3 separate regions of the Mus musculus genome follow, and regions 1 and 3 are each linked to region 2. Evidence: chromatin loops called from intact Hi-C (ENCODE). Cell type or tissue: left cerebral cortex. All regions are shown on one strand.

Region 1 (8,000 bases), 60 kb before region 2:
CTGACAAATGGAGATTCTCCAGATACTTAAAAGTTACACTCATATAAGAATTTAACAAGGCCTAGGAAATAGGGGGGTTGTGGTATTGCATTATTCATGAGAAGGTCTGCTAAGAGCAGAATCCCCTGGTGCTAGCCTTCATAAGGCTCAAAGGAATAGCACTAGGGTGTGAAATCCTTACCTGTCATTAAGCTGCCCCTAAGCAGAGCTGCTTTATCTTTACTGTAAACATTTACCTGGTTCCTGTAAGTCCTCTTAAAGTCATTCCTTTGTTTTGTATCAGGTAACTTCAATGTACTTTGCCTGCTGTGACTCCCTACCCCTTTTATTTTCTGTACTATATAAGATTGGTGTTCACTTTGTGTCAAGACATTCAGATTCTATATAACCTCTCCTGTGTGCATCTGTTTGTCAATTTAATCCTACGCTTTGCCCACCTGCTCGAGAGACCCATTCCACACAGACACAGGGACCCAGAGGGTCTGCGGCACCAAATTGCTCAAATTCCAGCATGAGGATTTTTATTTTGATTAAGGGATCTTGGTTGGTTGATTGGGAACAAGCCTTCAAAACACCACACTGGGGAGATTGAGCTGGAGACAGCAGTCACCAGTCCAAGGAGGCAGTTGTGCTTCTGGAACACCAGGCTTTGCCATCTCTGCTGCTAATCTGAATACCCCGACTCCTGTTGGAATGTCCACTAAAGACTAAGCAATGTCTACTGTCTGCTGAGATGGAATTCATCTATTCACCCCTCACAAGGGCAAGAACTGGTTGCTAAGATGCCCTCTCATTCCAAGCTATGGGTTAGAAAGGACCCTAGTAGGTACCCAGACCCAGAACCTCAGGATCCTAAGTTATTTTTATTTTGCCTGTAAAATATTTTATGTAATAGTCATACATGCATAGAGCTATGAACCTTTCCCTGCTCTGCTCTCCAACAATTTCTCCTTTATTCCTCTCATCATATTTTCCTCTCAATTTCATGTGCTCACTTTTGTTTCTCTTGAACACCCACTGAGTACATTTAGTGCTCTTAATAATCTTATTGGTATAGACCTATATACCTGTAGCATGAGTAGTCTCTGAGGGTCCTCATCCTTGAAGAAAACTGACTGCCCCTCCACCACAGCCATAAGTTGCCAATAGCTCCTTCATGCAACCCATCTATGGTGGGATTTTGGCTGGCCTGATCTTGTACAGACCTTGTGTGGGCAGTCACAGCCTCTGTGATTTTATGTGCATAACAGCACTGTCGTTTCCAGAAAATACTGACTTGCTACAGAAATCTATTTCCTCTGACTCTCACAATATTTCCACCCTCTTTCTGGATGATCCCTAAGCCTTGATGGCAGGTAGTATGACATAGATGTCTGTGGGTCCACATTCTGCCCTGCCACTGGGGTGTGGGACACAGCCACTGAGAAAGCGAAATGCATGGAGTGTTTGACTGCTTCTCCCTGTACCATTTGGGTGCTGGACTTTAGGGAAGGGCTGAGACACTGCTCAGGGGGTAGGAAAACACAGTCTAAGATAGGGGAGGCTGAAGTTGGGGTTCCCTGACTCTCAGACACCCAGTCACTGCTGGGGTGTCACAGGAACGAAGGATGGGGGAACCATGAGCCTATGAAGAGGCCGGAACCATTGGAGGCCCACAGGCTGAGGATGACAATGAACCTAGGCCAGGAAAATGGGGAACTCCAGCTTGAGCTCATTGGTGAAGGTAGTAGCAGTTGTCTAGAAGTGCAGAGAGGCCTTCTAAGACTGCAGCTCTGTAAGCGAAAGCCTTATCCATGCTCCCCACAGTGGTTTCAATGGAAGACAGTCCGTGTTTATCCATAGCTTTTATTGACTGTTCATCGTGGCAAACAGATGTATATCAACTCATTAGAGTGGACTAGATATTAATACCTTTTGCAGGGAGAAATGTCCAGGAAGGGAAATTTATTGGCTAAATTCCCAGGGCCTCTGGGTACCTCATTAGCATGGAGAACTCCGTTCTGGACCTATTTCCTTGTGTGGGAAGTGTCACATTTCCTTATGTGGGAAGTGTGGTATATACTCCAGGCCAGGAATCTGGCAGGGAGCAGGGAGGCACCTCGGGTGGGTGGGAAGGAACCCGAGAGCCTGAGTGCTGGCGTCTCAGATCCTCTCTATCTTACCAATTTTCCTGGCATGGTTCATTGTCCCACAAAGGTCCCATTTAGAGCTAAGCACTCCAAAGTTACTTATTCTCTGCATGTGACCAGTTGTGGTCTCTGTATTTATTGCCATTTAATGAGGAATGAGAGATACACTAATCTATGGCTCTAAAGATAAAAACTTATGGATCCGTTGATCACTATGTGTTTGGTCCAATTTGGCCTTGGTTTGGGCCTTGAGGACAAACCTGAGCCTGGCTGGATTTTCAAGACCTGTTATTCACTTGAGAATGACTCAGCACGACCTACTGCCCTGAATGAGACTGCCTCCGCCTAACTACCACTGATGTATCAATTTCTTATAGGCCCCATGATATCACCCTACACCCCTCATCATCTCACTCCACCCCATATGTCATCTCACCCCATACTTCTATCCCCACCTCCTTGCACTGTCTATATAAGAAAATTGCTGCCACATTAAAGCGAGTTCCTGCTTTGACAAGACTCCCGACCTGGTGTGTTTCTTTTGGGCCATCAATATTTGCCATCCCGCTCAGCCCAGAACAGGCCGGGTTAGACCAGGTTCTCTCCTCTCACCTGGACCTGCCTGCAAAGAGCCGACAACTATGTCCATTCAGCAGAACAATAGAACTAAATTAGATATAAGGAAAGAAACCTAATTGGATTTAAAGTCTGTATCACACAATGAAACCTATGCCTGGGCCAAATTTCCATAGCTGGCATAGTTCTTCTTCATAGTCTCCAAGGCCCATGCTTAAGCTCAAGGTCAGAGCTTTCCAGAGCTTAGAGCCTAGAAAAGCAGGTAATAAAAAGCAAGAAATACTGACACAAACCTAAGGATGGTAATAAACACCTTTAATACCAGCATTCAGGAATTCTATGCAGAAGGATCAAGAGTTTGTAGCCAAGTTGGGGAAGAGATTCGCTGATAAAGTACATGCTGTAAAAGTATGAGGACCTGGGTTCAGATCCCCAGAAGGGAAGTGAAAAGCTGGACACAGTGGCACATGTTTAAAATACTAACACTAGGGGTGGGTGTGGAACTGGCAGGTCCCTAAAGCTCATAGTGAAACTCCTGATCTTGAATAAATAAACAAACAAATGAATGAATCAACAAAAATGAGTGAATGAATAAATACATGAATAAATATGGAACATGAGCTAACACCTTCTTCTACCTTCTATACATGTCCACATACATGTGGGGACATCTACATTAATAATTACATACAACATATATCATACACACACATCACAAAACACACACGCACACACGTGCGCGCACACACACACACACACACAGTGTGGGAAAGAATGTGTCTTAGGGTTTTACTGCCGTGAACAGACAACATGACCAAGGCAACTCTTATAAAGGACAACATTTTAATTGGGACTGGCTTACAGTTTCAGTCCATTATCATCAAGGTGAGAATGTGGCAACATCCAGGCGGACCTGGTACAGGAGGGAGCTGAGAGTTCTATATCTTCATCTCAAAGCCACTAGGAGAAGACTGGCTTCCAGGCAGCTAGGATGAGGGTCTTAGAGCCCACACCTACCATGACACACTTCCACCAACAAAGCCACATCTACTAATAGTATCGTTCCCTAGGCCAAACATATTCAAACCACCACAGTGTTTGTGTGTGTGTGTGTGTGTGTGTGTGTGTGTGTGTGTGAGAGAGAGAGAGAGAGAGAGAGAGAGAGAGAGAGAGAGAGAGAGAAAATGAGACTGCGACTCAGGCAGGCTAGGCTACAGAGTGAATCCCAGACCAGTGTGGGAGCCTGTCATAGGAGAAGAAATGGGAAAATAGAAATAGTGACACAGAAACAGAATAATCCCCTGAGTGACATTTACCATCCACAGCACCCCTGGTGCGAGCCTCTGCTTGGCTGCTCAGTTTATTTTGGGATGGAATTCTTCACAGCCAGAACTAAATATGAGATGATGAGAACCATGAGCTTAAAAGAAGCTGTGTGGCCTCTCTGTGTGCTGCTTTCTTCCTGCCCGGCTTTGAGACACTTGCCATAAAAGACTCTATAAAAATAAATTGAGCGAAGTCTAATTTCAATAAAAGTCCCAGCAGAGACTGAAAACCATTTTATTTAAAGAACAGGAGGACATGCACTTCCCTCGCCTTGGATTCCTGGATGCCTAGTCCCTGAGCCTGGCAGATGGCAGATACCCCATGAATATAAAATGATGGTTCCACTAGGTGGCGACTAACCCATCTACAGCTTCAATGTACCCATTTCTCTGCAAGTGGAAGCTCAAGGAAGGAAACTGTGGGCTTTGCCTGGAGATTGCCACATGAGGGCCTGCCACAAACTCTTGCATATCCACATCCAGTTCTACATATTAACTATAAAATAATGGTACACCACAAAGCTAAATGCACACTGCCAGGTTCTAATAGACACGCTGGACTCAGGGCTTTTGGTCCTATGAGTTACTACTTGGTCAGAGCCAAGCCTTGTGCTTTATAGAGGGAATTCAGATGTTGCCAATTTATTGTCTAGTATTATTTAAACTTAACAGAGTGCAACTTCTTTGTGTTATTCTCCAGTGTCATTCAAACTTGCCCTAGTGTCTTTTTTCCCCCACTGGGCTCTTGCCTGTAACATTTCGGGCTGGTCCACAATGTACCCAGAACAGTCCCATTTCAGCATAAGGCTCACTCTGGCTTACTAATTGCTAGGCCCCATTCTGTATTCCTACCTGTGGGTAAGGGAGCTCTGTAGTCTTGGCCTTTCTCCCTCCTTTCTCCTTAGACACATGCCCTACCCACCAGACTCAGGTTCTGGCACCTCTGCAGTTGTTCAGCAGGTCATTGAGTTGAGTAAAAGATACTCATTGGTTTCTCAGGTATCACCCTGCAGGAAATCACATCTAACTTTATTGCACATGGCCTCCACCCGCTGTGGTAATCACTCACCATGAGGTCTCCAGCAGCCACTGCAGGGCAGAGCTCCTAGATATTTGGCTCAGAAGCTCAGTCATATAGTCCCAAAGACCTGGGTTCTCTCCATCTTCCTGCTCTGGCCTTCATAACACTGATTTCGTTTGGCTGACTCTTAACATTAGTTCTACTCTTCAGGTCCTGGGAAGGCCATCAGAATTTACCCAGTGGGGTGCATAAATAACTACTTGTAAATTGCTTCTATAGATTTCATAGAGGAATGTTTCTAAAACACCCACTCCTCCAAATACCTATATGTCCCCTGAATTAAATACAGTGGTTCATTCTATCACCACCAAGAGGCATTTCTCCGAGGGCCGCCAGCCAAGCATATCCAACAGGAAAAAGAATGTCATGATGCTGAAAAGACCATTCATAGTCTATTCTATCCCTAGTCAGAGCACACTGGCATAGAGAGTAGAAGCAGAAAGAATTTGGAGCCTGTTGATCTTGAACAACTTCTTACCAAAAAGGAGGGTCAAGGGTCAGTCAGCCACAGGTGAGTCTAAAATAAGCAGAGGATTACAGCATCCATCATTCCCGCTCCTGCTCCTCCGATGGCCCTCAGTTGTGCCTACTTAACCTCACATCCAGGCTCCTACTGTTGCTCTACAGTTGATCAGTGTGTGCAGCACATCTATCTCTAGATTCCTTTCTACACAGTCTCTGGTAGACAAAACCATGGCTCTTGTTTCTTTGAGGCCTTAGTAATCACATTCTCTGCAAAAGAGTACAACACAACCTCACCTCTATGATACTCTGCATCTTGGGAAATCTCAAATCCTAAGTGTGTAGAACCAAACCTATCACCAAATAGATTATTCTTCAATAGTCCCTGCGTTAGTCAGCTTTCTGTTACTGTAGCAAAATATCTAAGACTATCTGCTTCAAAAAGAGGAAAGGTTTATTTAGACTCTCACTTTGGGAGGTTTCAGTCCATTATCATTTGGTCTGACTGTATTTGGGCCTGTCTTCCTTTTGCCAATTGTTTCTCTAGTGCATAAAGCCGATTACTCTCTCCAATATGAATTCTCTAACAAACAGCAACTGAGAATCCAAGCTTCTTCACTCATAATCCGCCCCACCCATTGGCTCCTCCTCTACCTCAACTTTCCACTGCCCCATGCCCTATAACACATGACTCTCCTCATTCAAGGTTCACCCCTCTGGTTAGGGTAGACAACTTCTTTTAAGTTTAAAATGTACCTGTTGTTTATATGATGGTTTGTGTACCATCATTCTGGCACCAAAGCTGTGGATATAATACTATTTCATGTGTTCGTATTTCATCTCCTCCATAGCAAGCAGGATCCCCATAGATATCCATACCCACATTCATCATCTCCTTAGCCTATGTACTGAGTGCTCAAAAAAATATATGTCAAGATGAAACAGATACTGGTTTTCCAATATTCTTTTGGTTCCTTTTATCTCCATGATTGCATTCTGCAACAGGCCTCATGTAATAAAGAGAAAGAATTGCTTTAGATAATTTTAATTTGTGAAAAACTGCTACAAGTACCACAGTATTATGTAGACAGACTGGTGAGCAGTCATAGGCAACGCAGATGCAGTCAGTCGATGCAGCTGACTGGCTTTGCCCTTGGGCTATATAGATCTGTAGTTTTCTTCGGGACCCATTCAGACAGAATAGGGGGACAGCCATGGAGTAGTTCAAGTAGAGTTTGGAATTTCCTCACTTCGTTTAATTAAACCTTTTTGTTTTGAAATAAACAACACAGAGGATCCTCTCTGCCCAGTTTGCCCAAATGGTAGCATCTTGCAAAACTGTGATACAATACCACAATGGTGGATGGGTTGTAACCCATCCATCCTGATCAGGTCCTCTCTGATTTTTTTTACTCATGTGTGCTAAATGCCATATAATTTTCTCCTCACAGAGATGCACACAATCACTATAATACCACAGCCAATATTACAGGGTAGTTCCATCATTGTGGGGATGATCCCCTGTTGCCATCTCTCAACACACGCCTTCCCACTCTCCTCTCTATCCTCCTTAACTTCCATCTCCCTTTTCTAGAATGTTGTCATTTTAAGAATCTTGTCCAAATGGCATCAGACATTTTACTGTCTTTTGTCTTACTCAGCATTAAGTTTTTGGAGTTCCATCCACCTGGTTGTGTGTACTAATGGTCCATTCATTTTTATATGGGTTATCAATCTTTGGCCATTTATTTGTTGAAAGGCACAGTTTTTTTTCCTGGTTTTGTGCTACTACCAATAAAGCTACCATGAATAATTATATAAATGTAAACTTTAATTTCTCTGGGATAAACTCTGATGTGCAGTTTCTGAATCCTGTGGTCATTGCATATTTGGTTTTCTAGGGTGTTTTCCAGGTGTTCCTGGATTAGGTTTCTAACTTAGTCTTAGCAGCAGTGTAGAGGTAGTGCAGTTTTTCTACATCCTTGCTAGCTTTGGGTGTTGTGTGTCTGACTTTATTTTGCCATGCAAAATAAATTTACATGTGTAGATATATAACTTTAGTTTACAACTCATGGAATTCAGCATATTTTCATTGTTAATATGAATCTGTCCAGTGTCTGCAGAGAAATGTCTACTAATAACATGTCAATTTTCTATTTGGATTTCATTTTTACTGTGGAGTTTTGAGAGCTCCTTTTATATGCGAGGTACTGGCTCCTTTGCCGAGTTTACAGCTCCCTCCTTTCGTGTTGAGACCCATCCTCAATCCTTTGACCACAGTCTTTACAGGGGAAATGTTTCAAGTTTTTATTTTATAGATCATTGAACATACGATCTCTCTGTCAAGTCCTAGGTCTCAAGGAGTTTTTTCCTTTTCTAAAACTTTCATCCTTTTGGAGTTACATTTAAGTCCATGACTTGTTTTAT
Region 2 (8,000 bases):
TGCTTAGATTTCTCAGAGCTCACTACTTGGGGCTTGCAGAAGCATAAAGAGTCAGTTTCTCTGTAAGATGTTTAACTGCCCATGAGCATCTGGTGATATTATATTACGTGATGGCTTTACAGCATAATCGTTCATGCATGCCAAGGAAGAAATTGATCATTAGGGGATGGAAATCCTAGTTAATCTTAATTAAATAGTTTCTTTGAGCTCATGAGCTTGATGACTTCCTGGATTTAATTTTTTAAAAAATTGTTTGTCCTGGTAATGAAAAACAAATACTTGTAAAATGAAACGTATGTATGTATGTATGCATGCATATATATACACATATATATATGCTTAAGGGGACTGTTGAACTTCATGGCCTCAAAATTTTTCCATGTTTCAAAATTACTAGAGAATCTGCATTTAGACAAATCTCAGTGAAATCTTTGCTTAGTTAAACATGCAATAAAGTGAACAATATAATAGTGTTGGATTCGGTTCAATAATTTGAATTTTTTAAAATATCTTTCAGTTAAATTAAAAATAATTAATGCTCAAAAAAATCATGGATATAAACATTGTTTATATTAAAGTTTGGTGAAAAAATATCAATATCCTGACAATACATGCATGGGTCAGTTTAATGACCTCAAAATATGCTAATTATTACATATTTTATGTAAGCTTTATTTTCCAAAATATACATGATAATTTATTAGGAAATTGTATTGCATATCAGACACTGACAATGTTAACTTCAATAAACAAGATTAAAAAACATAAAGGAAACATCCTGAAGCAGTTTACCTAGGAAATGTTTACATCAGATAATAAAAATAATGATCTAACAAGGAGAAAAATGAAGACAATAAGAGAAAGGGAAATAGAAGAAAGACTAAATGTGTCTGAGCAAAGAACTTTGTCTTCAAATGAGTCATTAGTGGATCATTGTGACATACTGACCTGGATGACCCCTGTGACAAGCAGGGACAGTCAGCTACCAGGGCCTAGTACCAAGTTAATACAAACTAAATTCAGGAATTAAACAGTGAAAGGGGGCTTTTCATATGACTTTAAATACACAGCAAGTTGGATGTTCAGGGAGGTTTGCATATTTTAACATTTCAGTGGCCATCCAACACCGTCTGCCAGGGTACCTACAGTCCGTCTGAGACACACCAGGCACCTGAGTACTGTGTGCAAAGGAGGCACAAATCCCCAGGGCAGGTGCTTCACAACCTTGCAGACTCCTGTTAACCTCACTTCATTTTTTCCTTCAGATCCCAGTTGTCCCTGCTTTGGGCACAGATGGACTCCCCTGAGTTAGGGAGAGCGCATGGAGAAAAATATAGCACTTGAGGCTATAGGTCATTTATAGAGACTAAAAGCAAGACAGCAAGGGGTAGCATGAGGGAAAAATAAAGGCTTCCTGGGGATCGCCCAACCCCCATCTGCTTAAGTATTTGATCCTCCCAAATATATCCGTGTACCAGAACACAGGTTGTATGTGAATACATCAAGAGAAATTTATCTAGCACTTAAAATGGTCACAGATCAAGAGAAAGGGAGGCATGGGTGGCTATCATCTAAGCTTCACTCACATGAGTTGAAATCATCCCAGTTTCTCTCCATGGAAACTGGGATGTTGCGATTCTGCGGCTGCCTCTCACTTCATAGACAATGATGCCTTTGGTGCAGACCCCCAAGGCCATTTTCCCTTCTGGCCTCTTCTTCTCTGGGGAAACACGGTGAACCAGGACTCCATATTCTGGAAGTTGCTGAACAATCTGGAGGGAAGAAAAGGCCAATTTAGGACCTGTGAAGTCGCCAGTTCAAAATGATGACCCTTGACCCCTTGTGTGAAAAAGGTCCATCATTGCTAATCAAGGTGAAGAGGGATTCGGCTAGACAATTCTTTCTTACTCTGGAATATAGCTACACCATGGATATGATGACATTTTTTCCTTCTTTTTTTCTCTTTGAACCTAAAGAACTCTTCATTTGCGGAATCCCAGGAAGAGCATCTGAGACACATATCTTTAATATAGGACACTAGGATATAAAGATGGTGAAGAGGTGTTTCTTAGGATTCAGACTCTTTTGGAACATCCCCAAGTCAAAATATGGATGCGGCCATATGTATGTGGTTCGATTTAAGAACAATAGCTTCAATTTCTTTGTACTACACATATCAGAACAATTTACTGCTAGTGGGTAGGATGTTCCAGCTTTTACTTTAGTAAGCTTAGAGAAAAATCAGAAATACATTCTCCTATATCTGAGAGACAAATCATTCAATTGATCCAAGTAGTGAGTCTAAATTCCTTGGAGGCAGGAATGGGGATCTGAATAGAAGAGTCTGCTTGATTCCAAGAATTCACTCTCAACAACTAAAACTCAGAGCATCCCTAAAGACTAGGAACATAGATAAATACACATAATGTTTTCTAGGACATCTTCAATCTGTTAAAAGTAAAACACTGTACCTGTCTCCTGTCTCCCACGGTGCCCTTCCTCAACCCTTCTACCATGGTCCCCTGCTCCCCCAGCAGCAGAGAACAAAGTGAGATTGGAACCAAGCCATCCTAACTGTCCCTTGCTGTCCTGCCACCTCCCCGGCACTGAAGAACAAAGCACATGCAGCACCTGGGGATGCATCCATTACTCATTAGACGCTGAGTAGAAAAACCACAGGATGTAACCAATGTGATTCCAACATTGTTTCTACATAAAACATCCCAATCCCAATGCCTAGCCCAGTGGGGACAGTTCAAGCACTCAGGACGCCTGGAAAACAGTGGGCTAACCTTGAACAGGTTGTTCAGGGATTCACACACTCCCACAGCTGTGGATCTGCCAGACTGAGGGTGGTGTTAAACAGTGCCCACACTGGGCTGCTGCCAAGTCTGCTGCCAGTGGGAGGAAATGAATTGGCGGAGTACAGCATCCGTGAACCAAGCCTCAGGCAGCCACCTGAGAATAATTTCCTCTTTTTTAGGAAGAGAAGAGCCTAGAGGAGCTATAATTAACTATCTAGTGACTCTCTGTGGCTCAGCAGCCATGTGTTAGGCTCTGTGGCTCTGGGGTACTGCTGGTATTGACATCCTGGTTAGAGGGACAAGAAATACCTAGGAGGGGTACAAGATGCCTCCACAGTATGTAGCCTCAGTGGTTAAACTGAGCACTGCCAACACTGGTGTGACCCCACATATGAGATTCTGCCCCTAATAAATGAAACAGAAATACAGCCAATGATAGGTACAGAAAAAATACTAATTTCAGTATTGCATATTGGAATTATTTATAAGGCATGGAATATAGTGCTGAGGGAGAATATGTGTTGACTCAAAGTACATTTTCAATTCTTTTGCAATGCAGGGTTATATGAATACATAGAAGTACTTAAGTAATATATGCCGATTTTAAATGCATATATACATATAAAAATACATATAGAAGTGTGACTATATCGAAATGCAAGTGTGTTCATTCTCTGAGGTGTCGTGACAGGGAAATGCTTTCTTCACATTTGGGAGAACACTGACAAACTCAAACTGTGATACGGATGCTTCACATGGGTGCAAAGCTAATTGTTTTCAACACTCTGTATGGAGAACAGGCAGCCTATGAGTTAGTCACTATGTCAGGCCACCAAAGGAAAGAGTAGGAGCCAGAGTGTGTCTCAACATGAATGAACATTGCATGCAAATGATCGAAATCTGCCCAATGTTTTTTGTGAAGCTAGGAAGAAAAAAAAAACCCTTCAGCCTTAGGCTTGTAAGATGGTAGCTATTTTTACAGTCACTTTTCATGGATCTGTCTACAAGTGGAGGGAGAATGAGACCGAGCCCTCACATGAAGCTCAGTCCTGAACAGGCTGCAAGCACATTCACCCCACAGTAGTGACCTGCAGGGTGAAGTCCTTGATCTCAGCTCAGTTCTCCAGCTCATGGCTGCTCATCATCTGAAGACTTTGAGGTCTCCATGTGTTCCTCACCAAGGGAATGTTCTTGACAGGGAACATGTATGAGGCTGGACTAGGGGGTTTAGGGAGTGTTTCTGGTGGGACTTAGACGCTGCCCCCCGTATTAGGTGTTGGACTCATCTTCCTAGGTGACTGGCCAAAAAGAAAAGGCAAAACCCTGCTTTTCCAGTGTTTATCTCAATCACTTCTCTTCTTAAAGGCAAAAACAAACAAACAAACAAACAAACAAACACATGGAGAGAATATTTTGCCCTAAGTTAGAAGGCTTAGATACAGACACATGTACACACCCTGGCATGTCCTTTTGAAAGACTATTCCCCAAATCTGAAGGTCTAGCTACATAAACCTTTTTTAGAGGATCCTCCCCATTCATATGCCCAATGCTCATGTTCCTGCAAAGAGGCTACTCCTGTCTCATCTCACTGCTCACTGGCATTGGTCCTAGTCTCTCTGATCATCTATCACACTGTGCCTACCCCAGATACACAGTTGTCATCCCAAGACCTGGGACCCACCAGTGATAGGAACACGGGGGGCTTGTCTCCATGCCCCACAGCACCTGGCCAGCAGTGATGGGAGACAGTGGAGGGAGCAAAGCGGTCATGGTCCTGGTATTCTCCAGTGTGTGAGACAGATGTGCTATGGCTTTAAGGTGAGGAGAGAGGAGGAAACAGAAGGGAGCTACACCCAATACGGCTGTGCTGACAGGGGCCCAGAAGGCTGCACACAAGGAATCTCCCGACAGCTCTGCCCAGCTCCTAGCCTCATTCTCTACCTCAGCCATCCTCTTTCTCATCTGTGAGGTCTCCCTGTCCACAGGGAAGTGCCATGAATGCCCCTCTAAGGTCAAAGCTAGGCCTCATGACACCCAGCTACACCAATAGATCCTATCCCTTTGAGGGGTAATTTCTTTTTCTTTTTTAATTAGGTATTTTCCTCATTTATATTTCCAATGCTATCCCAAAAGTACCCCATACCCTCCCCCCCCCTTCCTTACCACCCACTCCCACTTTTTGGCCTTGGCATTCCCCTGTACTGGGGCATATTAAGTTTGCAAGTCCAATGGGCCTCTCTTTCCAGTGATGGCCGACTAGGAAATCTTTTGATACACATTCAGCTAGAGTCAAGAACTCCGGGGTACTGGTTAGTTCATAACGTTGTTCCACCCATAGGGTTGCAGATCCCTTCAGCTCCTTGGTTATTTTCTCTAGCTCCTCCATTGGGGGCCCTGTGATCCATCCAATAGCTGACTGTGAGCATCCACTTAATGTGTTTGCTAGGCCCCAGCGTGGTCTCACAAGAGACAGCTATATCAGGGCCTTTCAGCAAAATCTTGCTAGTGTATGCAATGGTGTCAGCGTTTGGAGGCTGATTATGGGATGGATCCCTGGATATGGCAATCTCTAGATGGTCCATCCTTTTGTCTCAGCTCCAAACGTTGTCTCTGTAACTTCTTCCATGGGTATTTTGTTCCCAATTCTAAGAAAGGGCAAAGTGTCCACACTTTGGTCTTTGTTCTTCTTGAGTTTCTTGTGTTTTGCAAATTGTAACTTATATCTTGGGTATTCTAAGTTTCTGGGCTAATATCCACTTATCAGTGAGTACATATTATTTGAGTTCTTTTGTGATTGTGTTACCTCACTCAGGATGATGCCCTCCAGGTCCAACCATTTGCCTAGGAATTTCATAAATTCATTCTTTTTAATAGCTGAGTAGTACTCCATTGTGCAAATGTACCACATTTTTTGTATCCATTCCTCTGTTGAGGGGCATCTGGGTTCTTTCCAGCTTCTGGCTATTATAAATAAGGCTGCTATGAACATAGTGGAGCATGTTTCTTTCTTACTAGTTGGAACATCTTCTGGATATATGACCAGGAGAGGTATTGCGGGATTCTCTAATAGTACCATTTCCAATTTTCTGAGGAACCGCCGGACTGATTTCCAGAGTGGTTGCACAAGCTTGCAATCCCACCAACAATGGAGGAGTGTTCCTCTTTCTCCACATCCTCGCCAGCATCTGCTGTCACCTGAATTCTTGATCTTAGCCATTCTGAATGGTGTGAGATGGAATCTCAGGGTTGTTTTGATTTGCATTTCCCTGATGATTAAGGATGCTGAACATTTTTTCAGATGTTTCTCAGCAATTCGGTATTCCTCAGGTGAGAATTCTTTGTTTAGCTCTGAGCCCCATTTTTAATGGGGTTATTTGATTTTCTGGAGTCCACCTTCTTGAGTTCTTTATATATATTGGATATTAGTCCTCTATCTGATTTAGGATAGGTAAAGATCCTTTCCCAATCTGTTGGTGGCCTTTTTGTCTTATTGACGGTGTCTTTTGCCTTACAGAAGCTTTGCAGTTTCATGAGGTCCCATTTGTCAATTCTCAATCTTACAGCACAAGCCGTTGCTGTTCTATTCAGGAATTTTTCCCCTGTGCCAATATCTTCGAGGCTTTTCCCCACTTTCTCCTCTATAAGTTTCAGTGTCTCTGGTTTTATGTGGAGCTCCTTGATCCACTTAGATTTGACCTTAGTACAAGGAGATATAAATGGATCAATTCTCATTCTTCTACATGATAACCGCCAGTTGTGCCAGCACCATTTGGTGAAAATGCTATCTTTTTTCCACTGGATGGTTTTAGCTCCCTTGTCAAAGATCAAGTGACCATAGGTGTGTGGGTTCATCTCTGGGTCTTCAATTCTGTTCCATTGGTCTACTTGTCTGTCGCTATACCAGTACCATGCAGTTTTTATCACAATTGCTCTGTAGTAAAGCTTTAGGTCAGGCATGGTGATTCCACCAGAGGTTCTTTTATCCTTGAGAAGAGTTTTTGTTATCCTAGGTTTTTTGTTATTCCAGATGAATTTGCAGATTGCTCTTTCTAATTCGTTGAAGAATTGAATTGGAATTTTGATGGGGATTGCATTGAATCTGTAGATTGCTTTTGGCAAGATAGCCATTTTTACAATGTTGATCCTGCCAATCCATGAGCATGGGAGATCTTTTAATCTTCTGAGATCTTCTTTAATTTCTTTCTTCAGAGACTTGAAGTTCTTATCATACAGATCTTTCACTTCCTTAGTTAGCGTCACGCCAAGGTATTTTATATTATTTGTGACTATTGAGAATGGTGTTGTTTCCCTAATTTCTTTCTCAGCCTGTTTATCCTTTGTGTAGAGAAAGGCCATTAACTTGTTTGACTTAATTTTATATCCAGCTACTTCACCGAAGCTGTTTATCAGGTTTAGGAGTTCTCTGGTGGAATTTTTAGGGTCACTTATATATACTACCATATCATCTGCAAAAAGTCATATTTTGACTTCTTCCTTTCCAATTTGTATCCCCTTGATCTCCTTTTGTTGTCGAATTGCTCTGGCTAGGACTTCAAGTACAATGTTGAATAGGTAGGGAGAAAGTGGGCAGCCTTGTCTAGTTCCTGATTTTAGTGGGATTGCTTCCAGCTTCTCACCATTTACTTCGATGTTGGCTACTGGTTTGCTGTAGATTGCTTTTATCATGTTTAGGTATGGGCCTTGAATTCCTGATCTTTCCAAGACTTTTATCATGAATGGGTGTTAGATTTTGTCAAATGCTTTCTCCGCATCTAACGAGATGATCATGTGGTTTTTGTCTTTGAGTTTGTTTATATAATGGATTACATTGATGGATTTCCGTATATTAAACTATCCCTGCATCCCTGGAATAAAACCTACTTGGTCAGGATGGATGATTGTTTTAATGTGTTCTTGGATTCAGATAGCGAGAATTTTATTGAGTATTTTTGCAGAGGGGTCATTTCTAATGCAACCTATTACCAAAAGTCTCTCCATGTTGCTCAGGTCCCCTCTGGTCCCCAGAGATGGCTGCAGAGAGAGCCACTGCCTACATTCCCTGATATCAATACCTCTCTCAAGACCCCAGAGGCCTCACCTCCAAGAACTCCAACTCAGCATCCTCTCCCCATGGCGCAGAACTGAGCCGGTGCATTTCTGAGACTTCTACTTGGACCCGGATTGCTGTCATCCTC
Region 3 (8,000 bases), 140 kb after region 2:
TTTGTGTCATGTATATTTATATTGTCAAACCCAGGTTCCACATTGGAAAGAAAACATGCAATATTTATCTTTCTGAGTCAAAATTATTTTATTTAACTTGATAATCTCTAGTTCTATCCATTTTTCTGGCAAATGACATAATTTCATTCTACTTTATAGCTGGCTAAAACTAATTTGCATACACATAAACCACTTGTTGTTGTTGTTGTTGTTGTTGTTGTTGTTGTTGTTAGAGACAGGATCTCAAAAAAGCTAGGTCTGCCTGGCTGGCCTGGAACTCCCTATGTAGTGCAGACTAATGCCAAACTTCCCCAGCACTGCGTGCCTCTAGAGTGCTGAGATTAAAGACTGCCACCGTACCCAACCTTACCACATTTTCTCCGTGCTTTTTTTTTTTGTTGATGGCCATCTACACTAATAGTGTATTTACTGCTGTGGATAGTACCACAATAGAAATGGGTGTGCAGATAGCTCTGCTATTGCCTGCCTTAGGTGCCTTTAATGGAATTCTGCTTTTTGGGTTTTTTTGAGGAACCAGTAATTTCTATAGTGACTATTATAATTTACATTTTTACTCTAATATGTATGAAGCTTCCTTTTTTTTCCCCCCACATCTTTACCAGCGTTTGTTACTTTTGGCTTTCTTGATAGATGGTAGCCATTTCCATTGATGTTGGATAGAATCTTGGTACTATTTTTGTGTGTCCCTGATGACATGTGGAATGTTGATATTTTTTTTCATACATTTATTATCCATTTGTATTTTTTTGATAATTTCCTGTTCGGATGAAAAATAAATTTTCTATCTATTGGTTAGGTAGTTGGTTGGTTCTTAGTATTCAGCTTTTTGATAATGCTTTTAAAGTTGTAAGAATATTGAAATAGAAGTATGTGTGTATCCCAGACTAGCATCAAACTTGTGATCTTCCTGCCTCAGTCTCCCAAGTACTAGGATTACAGGTATGTGCCATCCATGCCTGGTCTCCAGCAAAGGATACTATATAAACAAAACAAAACAGAAATACCTTGAACTTCAGGAATTACACAGATGTTTGAGAAGTTCTTTATATTTTTTCACAGAATTACTTTTATGTAATTTTTCAAAGAGTATATGACTCAAAAGTGATAGATAATGATACCAAACAAGTCAGAATCACAAGCAAGAGCATTGTGTCTTTCCGCAGGCAAATCTGTCGTGCAATGGTCTGCTGGGATCCATGAGTCCTAGGAAGGGGTGTTGATGCTGACACCTGCTGTAGGCTACTTGGAAGGATCTGAAGCTGCTGCTTCTTTTCCTTCAGTAAAAATACCCTTCTGTCCCATTCTAATTGTAAATGCTGCTTTGGTTATAAATCTTTCTAATTACAGCCTTGTTGCATTAGGACAGAACCCAGGAAGTAGAAGGAAGGTATTGACCTCAGGTCTCACTTTGACAGAATTAGACAAGGGTCTGTAAGGCAGAGTGCTGTGTGGCTGATACACTCAAGGCAGGGGCTGGTTTCTGACAACAGCTGCCCTTTAACCAGCTGGGACAATTAGAGCAGAGAGCTTAGCTTTCTATCAACATCTATCTGTGGTCGAAGATCAGTGAATTAATTGCTAACACCTATGAGTCTGAAGCTGACACTCAGATCCTCTGCCATTGCTATCATTGCAAGAACCCAGCTTGATGCACCTAACAGATAGAAGCTTTGACTTAAGGACTCATGCCTGAGAGTCACTTTTCCTCTTCTTTTTCAGAACTGATATACAAGGAGGTAATGGATTTGGAGGAACGAACTAAGAATGGAGTCATAAGAGGGCAGCCGTCTCCTTTAGGTTGGTTACAATATAAACCTGGTTGTGATTGTGCCTTGCATCTTGTGTTATAATCTTCAGAGGCCTGGAATCTGCAGTTCTTCCCATGCTCACTCAGTTTGGTAGTTAAATTTGAAAGCCATGACACACTATTGTCTTGATGCATTTGCTGATTTAAAGCCAGTTTTCATTGACACCACAGCCATGTCTTTAAATAAGAAAAAATCCCTTAGAGTTCCTTATTCTTTGCTTTGAAAAGTCTTCAGTTGGAATAGATAAAAACTTCACCACAAAATTTGCTAAATTTGCTATGTGTGCCATCACGTTCTGACGTTCTTTTTAGTACGTTAGTCACACTTGAATACAAGCTTCTGAGGACCTCTTGTCTCTCAGTGTTCTGCTCATCACTGTACAGAAGGGGGACAAGTGCGTCAGCAGAGTCCTGCCTGCTCGGCTTTAGCATCTTGGGGCCCTGAGCACTACACACTGTTTTTGTTCTGTATATGTATTTTTGAGAACTTAAGTTCTTGTACTTCTATTTAGTGAGCTTATGGCTTGAAAGTTGCTCCATCTTGTTGAGATGCTTTAACATGTTCTTCCCTCTGAATGAGGCTTCCCCCTTAAAAGGATTTCTGTCTCTCCATAGGTTTTCCTGGTTTTTGAGCTTTTTCATTTTTTAAATGCATGAAATGCTTGTTCGATACTGCTTTTTCACAGAGAAAAGCATTTTCTCTCTGTTTAGTAAGTTTGTATTTGTTTTTGCCTGGTATTTACCTGGGTCAAAGTATGCCTGAGTTTACCTACTAGGCTGTTTTGGTTACCTGGTAAGTGACACACTCTCTTGTAGACTGGCCACTTGGTTCAGGTCCCTCCTGATCAGATGCTGGTCTTTTTTTTTTTGGTTTTTCGAAACAGGGTTTCTCTGTGTAGCCCTGGCTGTCTTGGAACTCACTTTGTAGACCAGGCTGACCTCGAACTCCACCTGCCTCTGCCTCCCAAGTGCTGGGACTAAAGGTGTGTGCCACCACTGCCCGGCTTTTTTTTTTTTTTTTTTTTTTTAAGATGCTGTTCTTTTGTGTTGGCTTCTACTTTGTAAGATGGACCCAGGAGTATCACTTGAACACTGTGGTTTTTGTGAGACTATCAAAAGTAATTTTCTATACTATTTTAGTTCTCAGGCTGTTTTTAGTTACTTGGATCTTAGAGATCTTCTCTCCAACAAAATGAAGTGTAAGCAGTTTTGTATGTACTCTCAACTCTTTTGGAACACACCCTGAGGCCCATTTATGGATCTTGCTGTAGGGCCATTCTCCATGTTACTTGGATTTTAACTTCTTGTCTTAAACTAAAAATGCATTATGGAAAGGAAAACAAGTATAGGTTTCTAGACATTTTCACAATTCTCCCTTCGTAGTTTGTGTGCATAAGAGAACATTAGTGCTGGGTTCAATACGATTCAGCAACCCGTAAGCCCAGGAGAAGTCTATAGACCCTGAAGGTAGGTAGCACAGGCCAGGCAGCCCGGTCTGCAACTCTCTCTGCAACTGGTTTGCTGTTTTGTTTCTCATAGCACAGGTGCAGCAATGATCAATGGCTCTCAGCATCCATCGTCTTCGCCGTCTGTCAATGACATGTCTTCAATGTCCACAGATCCGACTTTGGCCTCGGATACAGACAGCAGTCTAGAAGCATCAGCTGGACCTCTGGGCTGCTGTAGATGACTACTTGGGCCTTGGGTGGGTGGGAGGGATGGGGAATTGGTTAGTCATTGATAGAACTGCTTTAAAAACAATTCAGTGGTCATATTTTTGAGTGATTTTTCAGAAAATGTAGAATTCATTTTGTAGTAAAGTAGTTTATTTTTTTTAATTTCAAGTGTTGTAATTTAAAACTTAAGTTGTGTTTTTAAACAGCAACAAAACTGTATTGTATTTTTGCTGTAATTAACTGTATAATGTAAACCTAATTATTTTATCATGGTTTAAATTTTGCATATTTGCTTTATCTTATGCTGCTGATTTTTTTACTGAATTTGTAAAATTTTTGTTTATCAAAGCAACTATTATGTGGTGACTTGCATATATCATGAATTATTTAAGATGTTTATAAGTTTTTTATTAGAATTTATTTCAGATGTTTGTTCATGATGCTATCCTTCAGGGTTATGTGCTTATCAATGAAATAACCCCAGAGGAATAAGGGAAAATAACCTGTAGCCAGTTATATTCAGGAATAACTACTGTAAATGATGAACGCATCAAGAAACCTCCAATATTTGCTACTTGCCAATCCCAACTTAGTTAAAACAATTGGTAGGCAACCTTACCTAAATTTTAGCAAACACCTTATCTAATGGCAGAATAACTCAGAGCATGTCTTTAAAGATGCTGGGCACATCCTTCTCCATTTTGAATCTCCTACACCAACCCAAGAAAAACTTAAACTAAGGAATGTGGTATATTCTGATCATCTGTGGCATGCTTAAAGCTTTTGATCACACAAAGTTAAGAGGACACTTCATGAATCTACATTTCCGTGGAGATCAACAGATGCTTCCCCTGTCCTGGCTACGAGCCTGCTTCTGTAGACACTGAGTTAATCTCCTCAGGCTGTAGGTCCTGGCATTGGCCACGAGCCTGGACTTTCCCTGTTGGACAGCTTCTGGCCTCTGGCCTTTCCCAGTTCCTGTTCCTTAGCGGGTCAGTCTGTTGAGCACCAGTTTGTGGTGTTTCTGGCCATTTGATTCTACCTGTAGCATTATCCTGTTTCTACTAGCTGTCAGGAGGTTCCAAAGCCTACTTAAACTTGTGTAGGTGACATTTAAATGAGCAATATGCCGTTCATCTGAAAATAGTAGCACACAGCCATATGTAGGATGTCATTTTCTAAGGACTGTTTCTTCACAGTGAGCAGAGCAGGCATAGTGGTGGTTCTTTCATCTGAGTCTTTGGTTTTTTATATCTGATTTCCAGTATGGACGTTGAGTAGTGTAAGAATGGTGCTGCTCCTGACAAGTGTGTGTTAACTGTTTACATTTTATATCTGCAGAATCCTTTCTCTGTAACTGAATTTTCCTAAGTAAAATGTCATCAAGGTCTCATTATTTCTGAAATGATGTCTATAATGCCCAGGCACCTTTGGTATTATCTGGAACAAGAGGGATTTCATGTAATGAACTGGGAAATGCATACTTCATGAGCTGCAAGGTTGTAGGAAGGAGCCCGGAGCCCCTTGGAGCTCACAATCAGCAGGAGTAAGAGCGGGCACAGCTTGGCAGATTTCTGAAAGGTTGCTTAGCAGGTTCTTTTGTTTTGGTTTTTGGATTTTTCTTCTTTTGGTTGCTTTTTAAAAACATTTAGTGTACAATTACTTTCAAGTAAGCTATTTTAAGTCTTGTTAATGTGCAATACTTAAGATTAAGATATTACCTTTTTAAACATAGCAAGTTTATCAAGATTTCTAGCGTCCCATCTTTTAGTGATTCCTTTTCTATATGTACAACATGGTGCATTTATTTTATTAGACAAGTATGAATTTGAGACTGTTACGCCTCTTGGTTCTAGAAATACAAGGTTGAAGTCAGGATTTTAGCAGAAATTGGAGCATGAGTGTGTTCTTATTTTATATTAGTTTTGCATCTAACTGGTTTTGGTTTTGCCGTGATAAAATGTGTCACTATTGCACTTACCAGCTGATATGCTGTAGTTAGTTTTCTGTGTTTGTGTTTGATTGCTGAGAAGCCATCTTCTTCATTCAGATTTCGGGTAAGTAAGGAATACTAGTTGTTTGATTGTCTCATCTGTTGTAATTGCCAGCTCCCACTTGCCAGCAATCATGTTTCAGTTAAATTTAAAAAAAAAAAAAACAACAAGCTCTCAATGCTTAATGTAAGCTGAAATACCTAACAGAGTATACCTAAAAGCAAGGTCTGTTTGTTAAACATGTGCCCAACACATTAAGATCCACTGTACACACACACACACACACACAAAACACACCACTGTGTTTAAATCTTTTAACATAAATCCTACTGGTACTTTTAGAGTCTTAAAGCATCTTAAGTATTTTTTTAAGAAATTACAAATAACATTTCTGTCTATCAGTACTTATTAAGCCACCCTATAATTTGACTTTTCAATTATATATACTTATGATACCCATTGTCTTACTGTCTAAAAGTTGTTTAGCTGAGAATTAGCATTCCACTTCATGGTTTAGGAAAGAGAGCCTTATTCTTCCTACATGTCTTCCTGGTTACAGGTCTCGTACCCACTAATACATAGTGACCATCTGTAAGATGAGCATGTTGTTGGGATTGCTTTGTTATAGAGCATCTCACTCTTTAATGCTATTTGCTAGTGGTTTTTACTGTGTCATGCCATGCTGCTGATTGCCAAATCTCAGAAGAGTGCACACCAGAAGCAAAGGCCCAGTGTGTTCACACCTGGCTAGTAAGAGAAGCAGTAGTCCCCACCAATACAGAGAAGCTGGTTGTGTACAAAGCTTGCCTGTCAGCCTTATCCCTCAGTTCTGAGCTCATCTCACTTTGTTACCCTAAGACGTGGAGGTAGAAAAGACACTTGACAGGATAGGATGAGCAGTAGGCAAGGGAAGCTGTTTCCTGAGTTACAAAAAGAACTTGGTTTACATTATTGGCCAGTTTCTGCCGCACACATGAAGACATCATCAGTGTTGCCTCAGCGCTAGCCTGCACGGCATTTTGAGATTGAAAAAAAAAACCAACAACATAGTATATTTTCAGAAATACTGTTGTAGTTTGTGAGTGTTGTTCATTAGTCACTCATTAGTGTAGAGTGGATGCATGATGCCCCATGACCCCAGTAAGTCTTACCAGTGAGTAGAATACCCAGCACCGTCTCTCACCCGTAGCCCTCTTCAGCATTGCCTCGTGGCTTGTTGCATTCTAGTGTGCATATTCTAGTGTGCATTGTGTTTCTACTGATCTCTTGGGTGTTTCCTGTGAACCACAGGAGGCACATTTGTCCTAATCGCACGAAAGAAAGATGAAAGAGATAAGGGCATTGAAGCAGAAATGTGTGGTTTGGGGTAAGATAGGAAAATTGTGTCCTAATTAATTTCAAAGTAACTGCTCTTAGGCAAATTGCTTTTAAGGGGAGTCTAGTAAGCAACTTTCTGGGCACTTCTGGTTTAGATTCTCTTCATTACTGAAACTCCTGAGAAATATTACCTGTGGATTAGTTTTGCACAATGTCCTATTCTCACAATGACTTAAAATTAAACTAGGTTTTTATTGAACTACCTCACACTGATTTTCTATGCTTTCCCAAGTAAGCTGTAGCCCTTACTGTTTGACCTTTACTGAGTGTAAATTATAAATGTGCGTTGAATACTTTCTAGCCACTGTTCACAAAATACCAGTAAGCATGTGAAGTGCAAACCTTGCGTCAGTAAGAGACAGTCCCGTGTAGTCTTCCACTGTGTCTGGGGAATTGTGCTGCATACGCTTATTGACATCCTCACTGTTTTTGTAAGAAACCTGCTCGAGATACCAGTCCATGCTTTACATTTTACAGAAGGAGAAAATCTTAGTAAATTTTACGAAGAAATACATTACTTTTGTAGGCCCAATATTTGGTATATTTTTGAGAAGCTGTTAATCTTATAGCGGAATGATGAAGTTACACTGAAGTAGCTGTCTGCCTGGACTGTGATGTCTGTTTTCTCATTACGGTTTACCCTGTTAATAAGGTTTTAAACCTCAAAACATAGGATGATAATTAGATTTTTTCCTCTTTCCCTGTACATGTCATTCCTTCATCCCGCCCCTTCCGTGTGCTCTCCTCTCTTCTCCTCTAGACAAAACAAATGGGCACTTTGTAGGGAATGCTGGGATCGTTACCGTGGGTTATCGTTCATGCCCTAGTCATTCAACATGCACCACTGGGTGTAAACAGTGTTATCTAGTGTGTCAATTGGTTATAATATTTTAAATAAAAAAGAAAAAGTGGTATGAAAGTAAGAGTTCTTCATTGAAAGCAAAACAAAATTGTGTTTTTTCCTGGTGGTTTTAGGGTTTCCTGTGGACTGAGGTAAGGTTGTTAGTAGGGCAGGTGTCTTAGGTTTGGATTTTATACACATTGTCATCCCGGTTTTAACTGCTGGTGTATGGCTTGATCTAGGCTTACTGTTCTTATGTTTCAAATCACTAGAGGAACTTTAAG

The links. A loop is a pair of places that touch in the nucleus more often than their neighbours do. Peaks named below come from ENCODE experiments on the same cell type or tissue, not always from the same donor. Only the 100,000 strongest peaks of a DNase experiment are listed, where the experiment ranks them.
Region 1: a loop joins it to region 2, with 4 times the contacts of the local background. A loop is called at or near these places in 3 of 42 quality-filtered maps.
Region 3: a loop joins it to region 2, with 2.0 times the contacts of the local background. A loop is called at or near these places in 4 of 42 quality-filtered maps.

Annotation. Positions count from the first base shown.
Region 1 is chr14:33,576,244-33,584,243 of GRCm38, reverse strand. No RefSeq gene overlaps it. Among named protein-coding and RNA genes, the nearest start is that of Ptpn20, 9.0 kb to the left of the region's middle. In left cerebral cortex, a CTCF peak has its summit at 4,387 (motif pointing right); DNase peaks (open chromatin) are centred at 2,028, 4,115 and 4,288.
Region 2 is chr14:33,516,601-33,524,600 of GRCm38, reverse strand. It overlaps Frmpd2, which reads right to left. Exons shown (of 30, transcript XM_017316244.1): 13 at 7,904-8,000; 14 at 1,587-1,772. Among named protein-coding and RNA genes, the nearest start is that of Frmpd2, 37 kb to the right of the region's middle. In left cerebral cortex, no CTCF peak of the experiment used is centred here; DNase peaks (open chromatin) are centred at 2,884 and 3,628; H3K27ac peaks cover 2,057 bases.
Region 3 is chr14:33,377,692-33,385,691 of GRCm38, reverse strand. It overlaps Mapk8 (mitogen-activated protein kinase 8), which reads left to right. Exons shown (of 12, transcript NM_001310454.1): 11 at 1,741-1,818; 12 at 3,373-7,794. The coding sequence ends at 3,518. Among named protein-coding and RNA genes, the nearest start is that of Mapk8, 65 kb to the left of the region's middle. In left cerebral cortex, no CTCF peak of the experiment used is centred here; a DNase peak (open chromatin) is centred at 4,613.